Linked DNA regions of Homo sapiens: regions 2 and 3 are each linked to region 1. The links are chromatin loops, found by intact Hi-C in ENCODE. Cell type or tissue: A673. All regions are shown on one strand.

Region 1 (5,000 bases):
GGAAGCATCTGTCTTGACAAGGTGTGAGGACTCTAAGGGAGGCTGAAACTCTAAGGGAGACAATGAGATGCTAACAAGCTGGAAATCAGATGCATTTCAAGAACCATTTACACCCCAACAGGCTGACCTCAGAAGGGCACTCGAGACTGCCCACTGCTTTGTACTGCAGGAAGGTGAGTGTTCAACCCTAAAGAGGCGCTGGTCCAGGAAGCCCTGGTTCAGTATCCCAGTGGCTGAGGTCTGACCTGTAGCCTGTTCTCAACCAAATGGAGGAAGATGGGGGGTCACTCAGGCCCAGACCAGAAAGCAGGCTCACCGCCCTCTTACTTGCTGTCAAATTTCCTAACCAGTCATTAGAAGAGTCACTCTGTGGGACACCCAGTTGAGTCCATGCTATTAATAACATAATAAATGTGTGCAACTCAGGATAAAAATAATTCTCTGTACCTACATAGAAGGATGTGTGCATGGGCCTGTATGTCCTTTGAAGCACCATTAATGATTGAACAAGAATTCATTGCACCTTTTTTTTCCAGAGCAGCCTCTGACACTTTATAATCTGAGAAAAAAATGGCAGAACTTCTGCATCTCATGTGGAGCAGTTGAGTTTCCTGCCCACTTGTTTTCTCAGATAAACCCGAGTCAGGCTCCCAACTCTCCAGCCCACCCACCCAGGACTTTGCGCAGAGATTTGCCTTCATTTCCTCATCTGTACCCGGTGTGACAACACTTACCTTGCAGGTAGTCATGAGCATTAAATAGAGGAAACTAATCTTCCTAAAGTGCTGGTATCGTGCTTGCTGTTCCAACCCTGATAGCCATCATTACATTATTACAAGTCAAGCTGAAGGGCAGGAGAATAAATTGTAAGAATTTATTAAGCGTGGGTAGGGACCGAGTCTGGGCAGCCACAAGCAAAAATGGGAAAGGGATTCGCATGGTGGGAATGGCATTTGCCCATCTCCATTTTCGAGGCCTCTCTCTGGGTTCAACAGTTCTTCTAAGATCACATATGGCTGTCTGGCCACTTTAGTTGTAAGCTTTCTCTGCTTCCAAGAGATGTGAACTCATTTCAAGCAGCTCATTGGCAGCCCTCCTGCCCATTCTATGCATATTTTACAGAGGAGAGCTTTGAAGCTTAAGCAAAATGGCATTTGCAAGGTCACAGAGCTCACTGGTGGCAGAGCTGGGATACAGGACTATTGGATTCAAAGCCCCCCACCCACTCTTTACCTCCCTCCCCTTTCTAAAGCATGACCCACTGGAGCTTTCACGGTGGGGGCTATAGATTGTGGAAAAAAGTGGCAACATGACTGTGAACTTGCATCTGATCCAGTGATTCCAAATTCCCTTACAATTGAGGCAGAGACTCCGCCAAAGGGACTGGTGAGCCCTGTGACTGGCCCCATCACCATGACAACACTCCTGTTCCAGCGCCTCAAGGGATCTCCACTCTCCTACCTTCTCACGTAGGTGGGAAAGGTGGCGTCCTCACCTACATGTACGGCCAGGACTCCCATAATTTAAGAAGAGCCAGCTAGATCACTAAAATGGTCTCCATGCTACACGTTACAACTGCACATCTCAGCACCCAAAGCCTTCACTGGAGAGAGAAAACCGTGCCTGGGTGACTCGTGACTCGACATTGGCTCCGGACGTGTCAGTACAGAGGAACGTCGGTACCGGATCCCAGACATAGGGCTGAGCCCAGCTGGTTCTCATTCTCTTCTGGGGCCAGGCCTGCTGCTGGTTTCATTTAATTGAATATTTTGATTGTTTGATTTCTGTAGCCAGAAGCCTGTAGGCAGTAAATGCCCTTTTCCATCAGTTCAAGAAAGAAAATGTACCTGCCGAGGTAGTATCTGCTTCGCTGAGCTGCTGACTTATTTTAAGAACTAAATCTTTCCTGTTACTATATTTTTCACTCTGGGGTGTGCGCGCTCCAAGACTGACAGTAACTCAGGTCTAGGACAGGAGCGTCCTCTCGGCGATGACTTAGCGCCACCTACTGACCACTTGCTCAACAGCGGCCACGTTCAGCAACCACGGTGATCTCGACAGACACGAAAATGTTCTGTGCTCTCAACGAGAAGTTCTGCATGTATTCTTCCCTTCTCACATAGCAGAGCTTGCCTAGCAGAATTGTGCTCCTTTTATTTTTTAATATAAGTAAGTTAAGACACAGGGCTCCAGCAAGAAAGCTGAGCAAGTTCTCCATTTGGCAACTGTTTCATACTTCCCGACTTTGGCGGCTGTCATTTATAAATGATGAGCTCATGAGTGAGGAGGCTGATGCAACCCCCAGGGGCCCAAAACACAAGCATGGAGAAAGACAGCCCTCCTGTGGGATCTGATGCAATCGTCTTGTCTTCTTTAGGCTTTGATACCAGTGTTTCTAAACTTTAGGTGCAAGATTATCCTCACAGCACCTCTAAGGAGTATAAACCCCAGGGTTATTACTTACCGGTTACCACAGCAACTCATATGTAAAGAGTTGGAAAGTCCTTCCTCTGTGGTGATTGAGAGTAGACATGGAGCTGTTTGCAACCCCCTAAACACATTGCCCCCTTGCCACACAATAGCAAAAATTGAGAATTATCATCCTGTCACCACCCAGTGGCTCTGGGCCCTCAAGCTCCCAATTACTTACAGATATCTACAGCAGAGTCTCTTGACCTTCGCACCATCGGGTCAGATAGGTCTTTGTTGTTGGGAGGCTGCCTGCGCATTATGAGCATTTAGTAGTATCCTTGGCCTCTACCCACTGGTGTCACTGGCACCCCACCACTGTCCCCAAACCTCCACCCCTGTTATAACAATCAAAATACCTATAGACATTGCCAAATGTTTCCTGGGGGTACAAAATCACCTCTGCTTAAGAACCACCTATCTGGAAGGCAAATACATGGAATATAAGAAGAACAACAACAGTAATAATTACTAGTACTGCTATCATTTAAAAGGTAAAATTGCACCACCAGCTAATGGATAAGTCATCGGCTTCCTAAAAGGCACTAATTACGTGCTGAGACTTTTATGGCCTTATCTTATTTAGTCTTCACAACCAAGAAACCAGTCTGTGTTGACAAAACATTCACATTACAAGGAAACTGAAGATCAGAGATGCCAAGTAACTTGGCCAAGGGTGCAGAGCTGTCAGTGGCTGAACTACCATTTGAAACCAGACTTTCCTGACTGTAAAATCTGAGCCTGTCACCACCTCCAGATCCTGAGGTCACATAGCACAGATAGTTCTGGAACAGTCCTCACTCTCAAAAGTTCTGCCAGAGTATGCTAGCACTATTCAAATAATATATCTAGATTTAGATTTAAAGACATAAAGACTGTAGCTATCCTCTGTAAGAAATTGACCCAAAGTGTGACTGCTGTGGAGGTTTTCCAATAGGGGAATAGAGCGGGCCAGAGTCTTGGCCAGTAATTGACTGTATGGCCTTTATTTGGGGTCAGTTACTTAAGCTCTTGAAGTCTCTTCTTGTTCATATATAAGATAAAAAATTTTGTCAGAGCAATGGTACTCAACTCTGGCTGCACATTAAAATCACTTGGGTAGCTTTTTGCCATGGTTTGGATCTGTGTCCCCACCCAAATCTCATGTAATCCCCAATGTTGGAGGTGGGGCCTGGTGTGAGGTGGGATTGGATCATGGGGGCAGATTTCCCCCTTGGTACTGTCCTCAAGATACTGAGTTCTCATGAGATCTGGTTGTTTAAAAGTATGTGGCACCTCCCTTCTCTTTCTCTTTTGCTCCTGCTCCTACCGTGAAGACATATCTGCTCCCCATTTGCCTTCTGCCATAATTGTAAGTTTCCTGAGGTCTTCCCAGAAGCCAAGCAGATGCCAGCATTGTGCTTCCTGTACAGTCTGTGGAACCATGAGCCAATTAAACCTCTTTTCTTTATAAATTACCCAATCTTGGGTGTTTGTTTGTGGCAATATGAGAATAGCCTAATACAGAAAATTGGTACCAGGAGTAGGATATTGCTATAAAGATACCCAAAAATGTGAAAGCAACTTTGAAACTGGGAAATAGGCAGAGGTTGGAAGAATGTGGAGGGCTAGAAGACAGGAAGTTGAGGGAAGGTTTGGAACATCCTAGAGAGTTGTTTAATGGTTGTGATTAAAATGCTGACAGTGACGTGGACAGTGAAGTCCAGCCTGAAGATGTCTCAGATGGAAATGAGGAACTTATTGGGAATGAGTAAAGGTAACCTTTGCTATGCCTTATCAGACAGCTTAGCTGCATTATGCCCCTGCTCTAGAGATCTGTGGGACTTTGAACTTGAGAGTGGTAATTTAGGATATCTGGCAGAAGAAATTTCTAAGCAGTAAAGTGTTCAAGATGTGACCTGGCTGCTTCTAACAGCCTATGCTCATATGTATGAGCAAAGAAATGACCTGAAGTTGGAACTGATATTTAAATGGGAAACAGAGCATAAAAGTTTGGAAAATTTGCAGCTTGGCTGTGTGGTAGAAAAGAAAAGCCCGTTTTCAGGGAGGAATTTAAGCAGGCTGCAGAAATTTGCATAAATATAAAGGATCCAAGTGCTAATAGCCAAGGCAATGGAGAAAAGGCCTCAAAGGCATTTCAGAGACCTTTGCAGCAGCCCCTCCCATCATAGGCCCAGGGACCTAGGAGGAAAGAATGCTTTTATGGGTTAGGCCCGGGGACTCTGCTGCCCTATGCAGCCTCAGGACACTGCTCTCCACATCCCAGCCACTCCAACTTCAGGCATGGCTCAAAGGGATATAGTACAGGCCACTGCTTCAGAGGGTGCAAGTCATAAGCCTTGGCAATTTCCATGTGATATTAAGCCTGCAGGTGCACAGAGTGCAAGGATTGAGGCTTGGGAGCCTCCACCTAGATTTCAGAGGATATATAGAAAAGCCTGGATGTCCAGGCAGAAGCCTGCAGCAGGGGCAGAAGCCTCATGGAGAACCTCTACTAGGGCAGTATGAAGGAGAAATGTTGAGTTGGAGCC
Region 2 (5,000 bases), 360 kb before region 1:
AGCCTATGACCACCAGTGGCCAGATATTGATTTCTCTTGTATTCAGCAGCAGTTGAAGTTATGCATATGTGTGCACACACACACAGACACACACACACACACACACACAGAATACACTTTAAACCTTATAATCAAATTAATTATGTTTCTGTCAGAAAAAGTATTTTTATTTCTAGGACAACACAGTAAGAGTTTTTTTTAAAAATCTTTTAATTAGAACTAACTCTAAAATGATACTTCATTAAATCACTTAAAAGGAAGTATAACCATCCGAATCCTGCACTCATTTGTACAACAAAGTCTAGATTGGTACTAATTATGTGACACTTGTCAATTCCTTGCAATATGCCTCGTCATGAGTAGATTCTTTAAGCTCAGAGGTAGAATAGGTAAACCATTCACAGGATGCTACAGATACCAAGAAACAGTCATTATCTTCTCTGCAAGTCCAATTGTATATATCTTTCAAGGTTGTTCATTGTTTTGAATTATATTGTCCAATTTTCCTCCATTAGAGCAGATAATGGAGCATGAACTATATCTGGTAACATCTATGATCTAGGAGTAGGTCATACCCTAAGCAAAATTATGACATAGAAAAAATGTCTTTAATATCCTTGGATCTCTCTTTTGACCATTTTCCTTACATATCTACCCATCCTCCTTCTCCATGGCTTCTTTTGGGACTTCTTTCTCCAATAGTATCCTGTAATTGAGATCTTTCTTGTCTTACCCTGGATTAACAACACTTACATATCTTGTATTTTACTATTTAAAAGGCATGGTCTTCATTCATGAATGCTATACCAAAGAGAGTTACCTCAGTGGTAATGTAAGGCTTTGTGGCTAGCCAAAGAGATTTTTCCATATTCCTCAAACCATATCCTCTAACATCACACTCAGGGTGAGGTGCAGGTAAAGGAAAATATGTCAAAGCACCTTGTTAATTTCAAACAGCTCCATAAATGAAAGAAAGCATTATTATTATTCTGCCTGCACAAAGGGTTAGTGGGATGCTGGAGCTGGCTTATACTGTGTATATCTCTTAACTGTGTACATCTCTTCCTTTAGCTTCATTCAATGACATCAAGTTGGAGGTTTGAAATCAGCCCCAGTGAAAATATTTACACCATGATAATTGGTAAATGCTACATATCAGGGCTTCTCCCTGCACTTCCTAGAGAGCCAGTTTACCAGCACACCACTGCATAAGATCATCTTTATGTAGAAATAGATGGCATCTTGAAATTTTTTTTTAATTTTTTGGCCCATTGAGTTGCCCTATTTTCCTGATTAGTCTTCTTCCCTTGCCAACACAACATGAAAGGATTTGCCCATGCACATACATATCTCAACTCACTGTAATAATTAGCTTAATCATGGCTTTTCTATTCACTGGTATATGCTCAGCACCTACACTGCCTAACATATAGAAGGTGAAAAATATTAGTTGATTAAATGAGCACACAGACATCCCACATCTACACTTGTGTGTGAACAGACACACACACATATGCCCACTGAGTCTGAGTTAACATGAGAGAGCTATTTATAAACAACACTTCAGTAGTAAAGGGCCATTTTATTTTCTAGTTAGAATATTTACTTGGTTTATTGCCAATGGCCTAAAATTCCTGGAGAAGCAACTGTTAACAACAGACAGGATCAAAAGCTATTTAAATATTGCAGAAAAACATGTTTTGCTACTTTTAAGTTTTATTATCCTCTTAGGAAAAAGACTAATTTTTGAAGTGCAAGTCGTCCAAAACAAATCTTTTTAAGTCCCCAAGATGCACCAATATGCTTAATGGGCAAAATTGCCTCATCTCGTATCATCACTGATTCTAACTTCAGAGTCACTAGCTCTCTCCTTCCTTTTGCTCAAACAACCTTCTCACCGTCTGTTCACTCTTCAGTTAGACCCCACAGAAACCACGCTGTCAAAGGTCACAATGACCTTCCAAGTGGCAATCTCCAGGACATTTCTCAGTTTTGTAAATCCCTCTGTTGCATTTGGCACTGTTGTCTTCTGCTGAGTCTCATTCTGGCCATGTTCAATTTCCCCCGGCCTGCCAATATGTGTCAGCGCCCCTCCCTGGAGTTCCTCCAGCCCTGCCCCACAGCTCCTGGCTCTTACTTTCCCTTGCTCTTTGATTTCTGACCTCTTGGTGTCCTGCACACTTTGGCTACTATTCCCCCACCTCACTCACAGGATTGTCACATACCTGTCACAAAGAAGGCTCTTACCTATGTAGCACATAATGAACACAAATTTCATGCCCACACATACACCCAGGTGCACACATGCATGCACAGGTATATGCGTGTGCATACAAACATATATTGACACGTCCATTAGCTCACTTCTTAGCCCTCGTCTGTGTGTGTGGACTTCCCCCCTCTGCCTTTCAGCACATCTGGCTCTTCCCCGCAATTCCCCTCCTTGCCTCTAGGGGGCAAACTGTGCCTCAGTCTCAGCCTGATGTTGAAAAAGTCCTCAGTTAAATTCTCCCCTCCCTTTAATTTAGGTGAGATTCACTCACCTAAGTTAGTTCTAGGTCCCGCCCCATCTTCTCTTCCCTTAAAGGCAGAGGTGCCTCAGGCGCTGTCTTTGACTTTCTCTGGTCTCTATCCCAAAGTTATCACTTTGTCTCATAGAATCCCATGGCTTCAACTATCCCCTACATATATTCATATTCCCCAAAAGCAAACCTGGAGAAGACCTGAATTAAATCTCTAGTTGTAGCTTCCACTGACACTGAAGTCTCAATATGCCCCAACCCAACCTTTTTATCTTCTCACTCAAACATATTTTACTTTGCATTAATGACACTAGACCCTAATTACTCCTGTGAGAACTACTAAATGTACTTGTGATTCTCCCCTCTCTCTCTCCCCTCAACTTTCATTCATTTGCTGAATTCTGAGGATTCTCCCTCTGCAAGAGTTCTCACCTCTGTCTCTGCATTACCACTGCCTACTGCCACAGTTGAGGCATTGGGCGTTTCTCGTGTGAACCGTCACAGTGAAATGCTAACTGACCACATCACGATGAGCCTTTCTCCCTCAACTCAGCTGCCATACTCACCTGCTAGACTTGTCTTTCTAAGCCCAGTATGAGGCTGTATGTCACTCTTTGTATTTTCCACTGCTGACAACAATATCTGCACAAGATTACCAGCAGACTGCCTACATCTGAATCATCCAGGAGGCTGGCTTACAATGCAGATTTCTAAGCTCCACTTCAAGCCAGCTGAATCAAATCAGTAGGTCCCAGAAATCTACATGTTCAGCCAAGTCCCTTTATAAGCCTTCAGCCCACTACAGCAGGAGAGCCACTGGCATAGAGCTTCCTCTGTAGGGCATTTAAAGCCTTTCACTATCTGGCCCCTGCTTACCTTTTAATCTGATTTTCGCCAGTCCCTTCACCCATGCCCTCATTCTCCATACTTACCCTGTGCCTTTGGGTGTTTCTCTCCCTGAAATGCCCTCTGCCTTTTGCTGCCAGATCTTACTAAAGCTTAGCCCTAAATTCACATACTCTGTGGCATCGTCTGTGATGCCTCTGGTTATATCCAATTCCTACCTCTTCAGGACCTCTGTTACCCTCAATAAAACAGGATTTGTTCAGCTGGTGAGTAACTCCACGAGAACACAGGTTTTGATCAATAAGAGTTTTATTACTTGGTGCAAGTAAGGAGGATACTGGGAGTGTTCTCCAAAGCAGTGTCTCCCGGAGAGAAGGGGACAGGAGGGTTTTATGCGGCAATGGAGAAGGGTGCATCATGGCAGGTAGAGGAGGGGTCCCAGTTGCACAGACATGATGAGTCATCATGCCAGCATATGGGTTGCATGTCATGGTAATGCAGGTATAGCTCCTCCCAGGGTGGAGACTTTGGCATAGTAATGAGGAAAGTTCACTCGAGTTCATCTAGAAGTTGCCAGGATCAGTCAGGACCTGGTTTAAACCAACAAGGTGACTGCATTCCACACAGGCTGCAGGGCAGGAGGCTGTAAAACAGACTGACCAGACTGACTGCTCAACTTGATTCGATTCCTATCATCCCTGGAGACTCTCCCTGTCTGTTTATACTCTTATATACTTTATAACAGTGTATCTCTGTGCATTATAGTAACTGTTTTAGTACCCCTTTCCTTTTTGGCCAAATACCTCTTAAGGGCAAGAACCAAGTTTTACTTATCCTTTTACCCCAGTGTCTGACACATAGTCAGTGCTCAATAAAATGATGTTTGAATGAATGACTGCATAAATACTGTCTTCCACCACTGCAATTCAAACATCAGACTCCATGGATAGCAGCATTTAGAAAAACACTTATATCTAACCATAATGATTCTGACAGGTTCCTGATAACTCTGGAAGTGTTATGCATTCCATCAGACTGAGAGGACCCAAATTTCATTTCTGAAATTCAGAGGACATCACAAGGAGACAGTTCCATTTAAATTTATCTTTCCAATTAAGGGCATAGACACAGATTCAGTTAGTTTGTACCGAAAGAGCCATTCATAGAATAGCCAACAGCTAAGGCCTAATTCTCAGACTAATGAGTAACTAAAGATATTTTTGAAAAAGCTGAATGTCGACAATATGACAGGGACACCAGAAAAACAAGGCTGTGGATGGCACTTGCCATCTGTCATCTGTCCAACAGTTGATGGCATTATTTGAATAACCCCTGAGTTTGTGGATTAGTCTTGTGGACCAGAGATAGGAGTGGAGGGGTTAGGAAGAAGGAAGTCACAAGGTCCCCTCTTTTCAAGAGTTTACAGTTCAGTTAGAACCACCTAAATGCTGCATGTGGCAAAAACCCAGGAATAAAAACAAAGAAGTATGGTAGAGACTGCACATTGACCTAATGTAGAAACAAAGCCCACAGCTGCTAGGGAAAGAAAGAGATTCGAGATTTATTTGTAATGAGAATTTTGGCACTGGAAGAGCCTACAGAGACCATGTAATACAGCAGTCTCACTTCACA
Region 3 (5,000 bases), 1.2 Mb before region 1:
GTTATAGTTTCTGTTATTTTACATTTGCTGAGGAGTGCTTTACTTCCAACCATGTGGTCAATTTCGGAATAAGTGCGATGTGGTGCTGAGAACAATGTATATTCTGTTGATTTGGGGTGGAGAGTTTGTAGAAGTGTATTAGGTCCACTTGGTGCAGAGCTGAGTTTAAGTCCTGGATATCCCTGTTAACTTTCTATCTTGTTGGACTGTCTAATGTGGACAGTGGGGTGTTAAAGTCTCCCATTATTATTGTGTGGGAGTCTAAGCATCTTTGTAGGTCTCTAAGGACTTGCTTTATTAATCTAGGTGCTCCTGTATTGGATGCATGTATATTTAGGATAGTTAGCTCTTCTTGTTGAATTGATCCCTTTACCATTATGCAATGGCCTTCTTTGTCTCTTTTGATCTTTGTTGGTTTAAAGTCTGTTTTATCAGAGAGTAGGATTAAAACCCCTGCTTTTTTTTGTTTTCCATTTGCTTGGTAGATCTTCTTCCATCCCTTTATTTTGAGCCTATGTGTGTCTCTGCACATGAGATGGGTCTCCTGAATACAGCACACTGATGGGTCTTGACTCTTTATCCAATTTGCCATTCTGTGTCTTTTAATTGGGGCATTTAGCTCCTTTACATTTAAGGTTAATATTGTTATGTGTGAATTTGATCCTGTCATGATGATGTTAGCTGGTTATTTTGCTTGTTAGTTGATGCAGTTTCTTCCTAGCATCGATGGTCTTTACAATTTGGCATGTTTTTGCAGTGGCTGGTACCGGTTGTTCCTTTCCATGTTTAGTGCTTCCTTCAGGAGCTCTTGTAAGGCAGGCCTGGTGGTGACAAAATCTCTCAGCATTTGCTTGTCTGTAAAGGATTTTATTTCTTCTTCACTTATGAAGCTTAGTTTGACTGGATATGAAATTCTGGGCTGAAAATTATTTTCTTTAAGAATGTTGAATATTGGCCCCCACTCTCTTCTGGCTTGTAGAATTTCTGGTGAGAGATCCGCTGTTAGTCTGATGGGCTTCCCTTTGTGGGTAACCCGACTTTCTCTCTGGCTGCCCTTAACATTTTTTCCTACATTTCAACCTTGGTGAATCTGACGATTATGTGTCTTTGGATTGCTCTTCTAGAGGAGTATCTTTGTGGCATTCTCTGTATTTCCTGAATTTGAATGTTAGCCTGCTTTGCTAGGTTGGGGAAGTTCTCCTGGATAATATCCTGCAGAGTGTTTTCCAACTTGGTTCCATTCTCCCCATCACTTTCAGGTACACAAATCAGACGTAGATTTAGTCTTTTCACATAGTCCCATATTTCTTGGGGCTTTGTTCATTTCTTTTTACTCTTTTTTCCCTAAACTTCTCTTCTCGCCTCTTTTCATTCATTTGATCTTCAATCACTGATACCCTTTCTTCCACTTGATCAAATCAGCTACTGAAGTTTGTGCATTCGTCACGTAGTTCTTGTGCCATGGTTCTCAGCTCCATCAGGTCATTTAAGGTCTTCTCTACACTGTTTATTCTAGTTAGCCATTCGTCTAATCTTTTTTTCAAGGTTTTTAGCTTATTTGCAATGGGTTTCAACATCCTCCTTTAGCTCGGAGAAGTTTGTTATTACCGATCTTCTGAAGCCTACTTCTGTCAACTTGTCAACGTCATTCTCCATCCAGCTTTGTTCTGTTGCTGGCGAGGAACTGCGTTCCTTTGGAGGAGAAGAGGTGCTCTGGTTTTTAGAATTTTCAGCTTTTCTGCTCTGGTTTCTCCCCGTCTTTGTGGTTTTATCTACCTTTGGTCTTTGATGATGGTGACCTACTGATGGGGTTTTGGTGTGGATATCCTTTTTGTTGATGTTGATGCTATTCTTTCTGTTTGTTAGTTTTCCTTCTAACAGTCAGGACCCTCAGCTGCAGGTCTGTTGGAGTTTGCTGGAGGTCCACTGTAGACCCTGTTTGCCTGGGTGTCACCAGCGGAGGCTGCAGAACAGCAAATGTTGCTACCTGATCCTTCCCCTGGAAGCCCGGGCACCCGGCTGTATGAGATGTCAGTCACCCCCTACTGGGAGGTGTCTCCCAATTAGGCTACTCGGGGGTCAGGGACCCACTTGCGGAGGCAGTCTGTCCGTTCTCAGACCTCAAACTCCATGCTGGGAGAACCACTACTCTCTTCAAAGTTGTCAGACAGGGACGTTTAAGTCTGCAGAAGTTTCTGCTGCCATTTGTTCAGCTATACCCTGCCCCCAGAGGTGGAGTTTACAGAGGCAGGCAGGCCTTGTTGAACTGTGGTGGGCTCCACCCAGTTCGAGCTTCCTGGCTGCTTTGTTTACTTACTCAAGCCTCAGCAGTGGCAGACACCCCTCACCCAGCCTTGCTGCTGCCTTGCAGTTCGATCTTGGACTGCTGTGCTAGCAGTGAGCAAGGCTCCGTGGGCATGGGACCTGCTGAGCCATGTGCAGGATATAATCTCCTGGTGTGCCGTTTGCTAAGACCGTTGGAAAAGTGCAGTATTAGGGTGGGAGTGTCTCGATTTTCCAGGTACTGTCTGTCACGGCTTCCCTTGGCTAGGAAAGGGAATTCCCCGACCCCTTGCGCTTCCTGGGTAAGGCGATGCCCTGTCCTGCTTCAGCTCACACTCTGTGGGCTGCACCCACTGTCCAACAAGTCCCAGTGAGATGAACCTTGTACCTCAGTTGGAAATGCAGAAATCACCTGTCTTCTGTGTCTCTCACGCTGGGAACTGTAGACTGGAGCTGTTCCTATTTGGCCATCTTGGAGGGAGCTATGAAACAAATGTCTTTAAGAGTGCTAACACTTCAGCCTAAGACTGCAGGTGGGAATTCATGAAAATTAATTGCTAAAATCCTGATGGAATGGAATAGCAGAATGAGATAGCTGTGTTTTCTTTATACAGTATTTAAGCCATATTTCTGCATAGCTAGGGACTGTGCAAGTGTTTTTCTTTGCTTCTGATACCACAGTTACAAAGGATTCCACTGGTGCCACTCAGGAAACAGTGAAGTATTTCTGTGTCCTGTGTTTCAATTCCTGACATCTTAAAGATGGCGGCTGCCATCGTTTTCTACAGTATCTCAAGCTCATTCTCCACCAGATGGCAGCACTGAAGTTCAGAGGCCTTCAGCACAGAGCCTCCTTGCCTGGTGAATACAAATGCAAAGCTTTAAGCTCCTTCACACAAGTTAGACTCTCATTCTCTCTCCTACCTCCCCTCCCCCACTGAAGGCAACCCCTTCCAATAATCAGCCTTCTAGACTAAAATAGAAGCTTTTAACATTTTAATGTCTTGTCACATTACTCACCAGTCTCATCTAGGTCCAGGAAACCATTTCCTGGAGGCCTCTTTTTTATTTGTGTTCATTAGCTGCGCTAATACATTCTCTTGGAAACCACAGTTTAATAAATTTCATAGCGCATAACCAGTGGACTTAATGAATATTAGTCACTCGGAGCAATTTTTGTTTATTCAGCTTCTCTTTCCTCTCCTCCCTTCCCCTACCCCAGACCTCATTCTGTGGAATGATAATAATACACAGAGAGCTGGCTGGTTACAGAAGACTCTAAAAACAAGAAGAAAAAGGATCTTTCTGAGCTCACACCTGTTTTAAGGTTTGTTATCCTTAAAACGAAAAGCTGTAGGGATTCACTCAGCTCTTTCCTTGTAGCTCCCAGTGGACTTTGCTGTTAAACCACAGGGAGGAGCCCAGCCTTCAGAGCACTTAAAAGTACTTATGTCAAATCCATCCCATTCTTCCGGCCTCCGTTTCTCAATCCAGCCACCATTCCCAGGGGCTGGAGCACATTACAAGGCATTCACTTCATATGAATGGGCACACACAGACTTTTTCACCATTTCGATATGTCTAACATTTGCAGGCACATCCTGTAGGCTGCCTGAAACAGCCTTAATTTCAATTTACTGTCTCCCCAAGGATCTTGCCATTCTGCGGAAAGTAGAAAACTCAATGGTCGTTTCTCCTCTCCGACCTCTCACCCCAGGCTCTCTCTGCCCTCCTCCTCTTTCAAGGAAAAGCTGTATTGGGAGGAACATTTTGCTCCAGATGAATAGAATGAAGTTTTGATGCTTCTAACAGCACGTATGATCTTTTATTTTTAAAAAATAATGAGCAAGTTACATCAGATTACCACATTTGGAAACTGTTCAAAGTCGGCATACAAAGCCCAGTAAATGCTGTCTTGGGTCCTCCTGGAATATGATTACACAAGACAGCATGAAATCATAGTCTTGAAGTTTTACGTTGTCGTTTGTAACCCGCTAGGTCTAACTCTATATAACTTTTTAGTATGGAAATTTCCAAATATGTATACAACTTGAGAAAATACTGTAATGAACCTCAAGGTACCTGTCCTTTAACTTTCACATTAATCAACATTTGGCCAATCTTATTTTATCAAATCCTCTTCTCACACATGCCTGTCTTTTTTGCTTGGAGATTTAAAAACAAATGACAGATGTGTCTTTTTCTCTGTAAACAGTTTGGCATGCTTTGCTAGCTGATAAGAGCTTTCTATTTTTAGCATAATCACCATGCCAATATCACACTTAACATAATTAATGGTAATTCCTTAGTCATCTAATACCTAGTCCATTTTAATTTTTTTCCTGATTACCTCAATATTTTTTTTACTAGTTCAGAATCCAAACAAGACCCACTCATTGCATTAGTTGTTTTTTCCTTAAGTCTCTTTTGTTTTGCAACAGGTCCTCCTCCTTCTTCTCCTCTTCCTCCTCCTCCTCCTCTTCCTTCTCCTTCTCTAGTTTTATGCCATAGATCTGTTGGTTATACCAAGATTTTTGTCTATAGAAATATTTCATACTGTACATTTGACTGATTGTTTCCTTGTGGTGTCATTGAATTTGTTCTTGTACTGTTAGGGATATTTCTGGCAGAGAAAAAGTTAGCTGAGTTTTTCACTCTTATACTGAATAAAAACCAGTAGAATACAGAGGGAAATCCTCATTTTGCTTTGGCATCTG

The links. A loop is a pair of places that touch in the nucleus more often than their neighbours do. Peaks named below come from ENCODE experiments on the same cell type or tissue, not always from the same donor. Only the 100,000 strongest peaks of a DNase experiment are listed, where the experiment ranks them.
Region 2: a loop joins it to region 1, with 8 times the contacts of the local background. A loop is called at or near these places in 58 of 110 quality-filtered maps.
Region 3: a loop joins it to region 1, with 10 times the contacts of the local background. A loop is called at or near these places in 19 of 110 quality-filtered maps.

Annotation. Positions count from the first base shown.
Region 1 is chr1:222,453,305-222,458,304 of GRCh38, forward strand. No RefSeq gene overlaps it. Among named protein-coding and RNA genes, the nearest start is that of TRT-TGT2-1, 9.2 kb to the right of the region's middle. RefSeq lists an enhancer at 2,081-2,130. In A673, CTCF peaks have their summits at 2,020 (motif pointing left) and 2,223; DNase peaks (open chromatin) are centred at 1,997 and 2,307; H3K27ac peaks cover 940 bases.
Region 2 is chr1:222,093,909-222,098,908 of GRCh38, forward strand. All of the region lies in intron 1 of LOC124904518 (a long non-coding RNA gene), which reads right to left. Among named protein-coding and RNA genes, the nearest start is that of LINC01705, 37 kb to the left of the region's middle. RefSeq lists a silencer at 4,866-5,000. In A673, a CTCF peak has its summit at 2,455 (motif pointing right); a DNase peak (open chromatin) is centred at 2,433.
Region 3 is chr1:221,260,856-221,265,855 of GRCh38, forward strand. No RefSeq gene overlaps it. Among named protein-coding and RNA genes, the nearest start is that of LINC02817, 73 kb to the right of the region's middle. In A673, a CTCF peak has its summit at 3,090 (motif pointing right); a DNase peak (open chromatin) is centred at 3,126.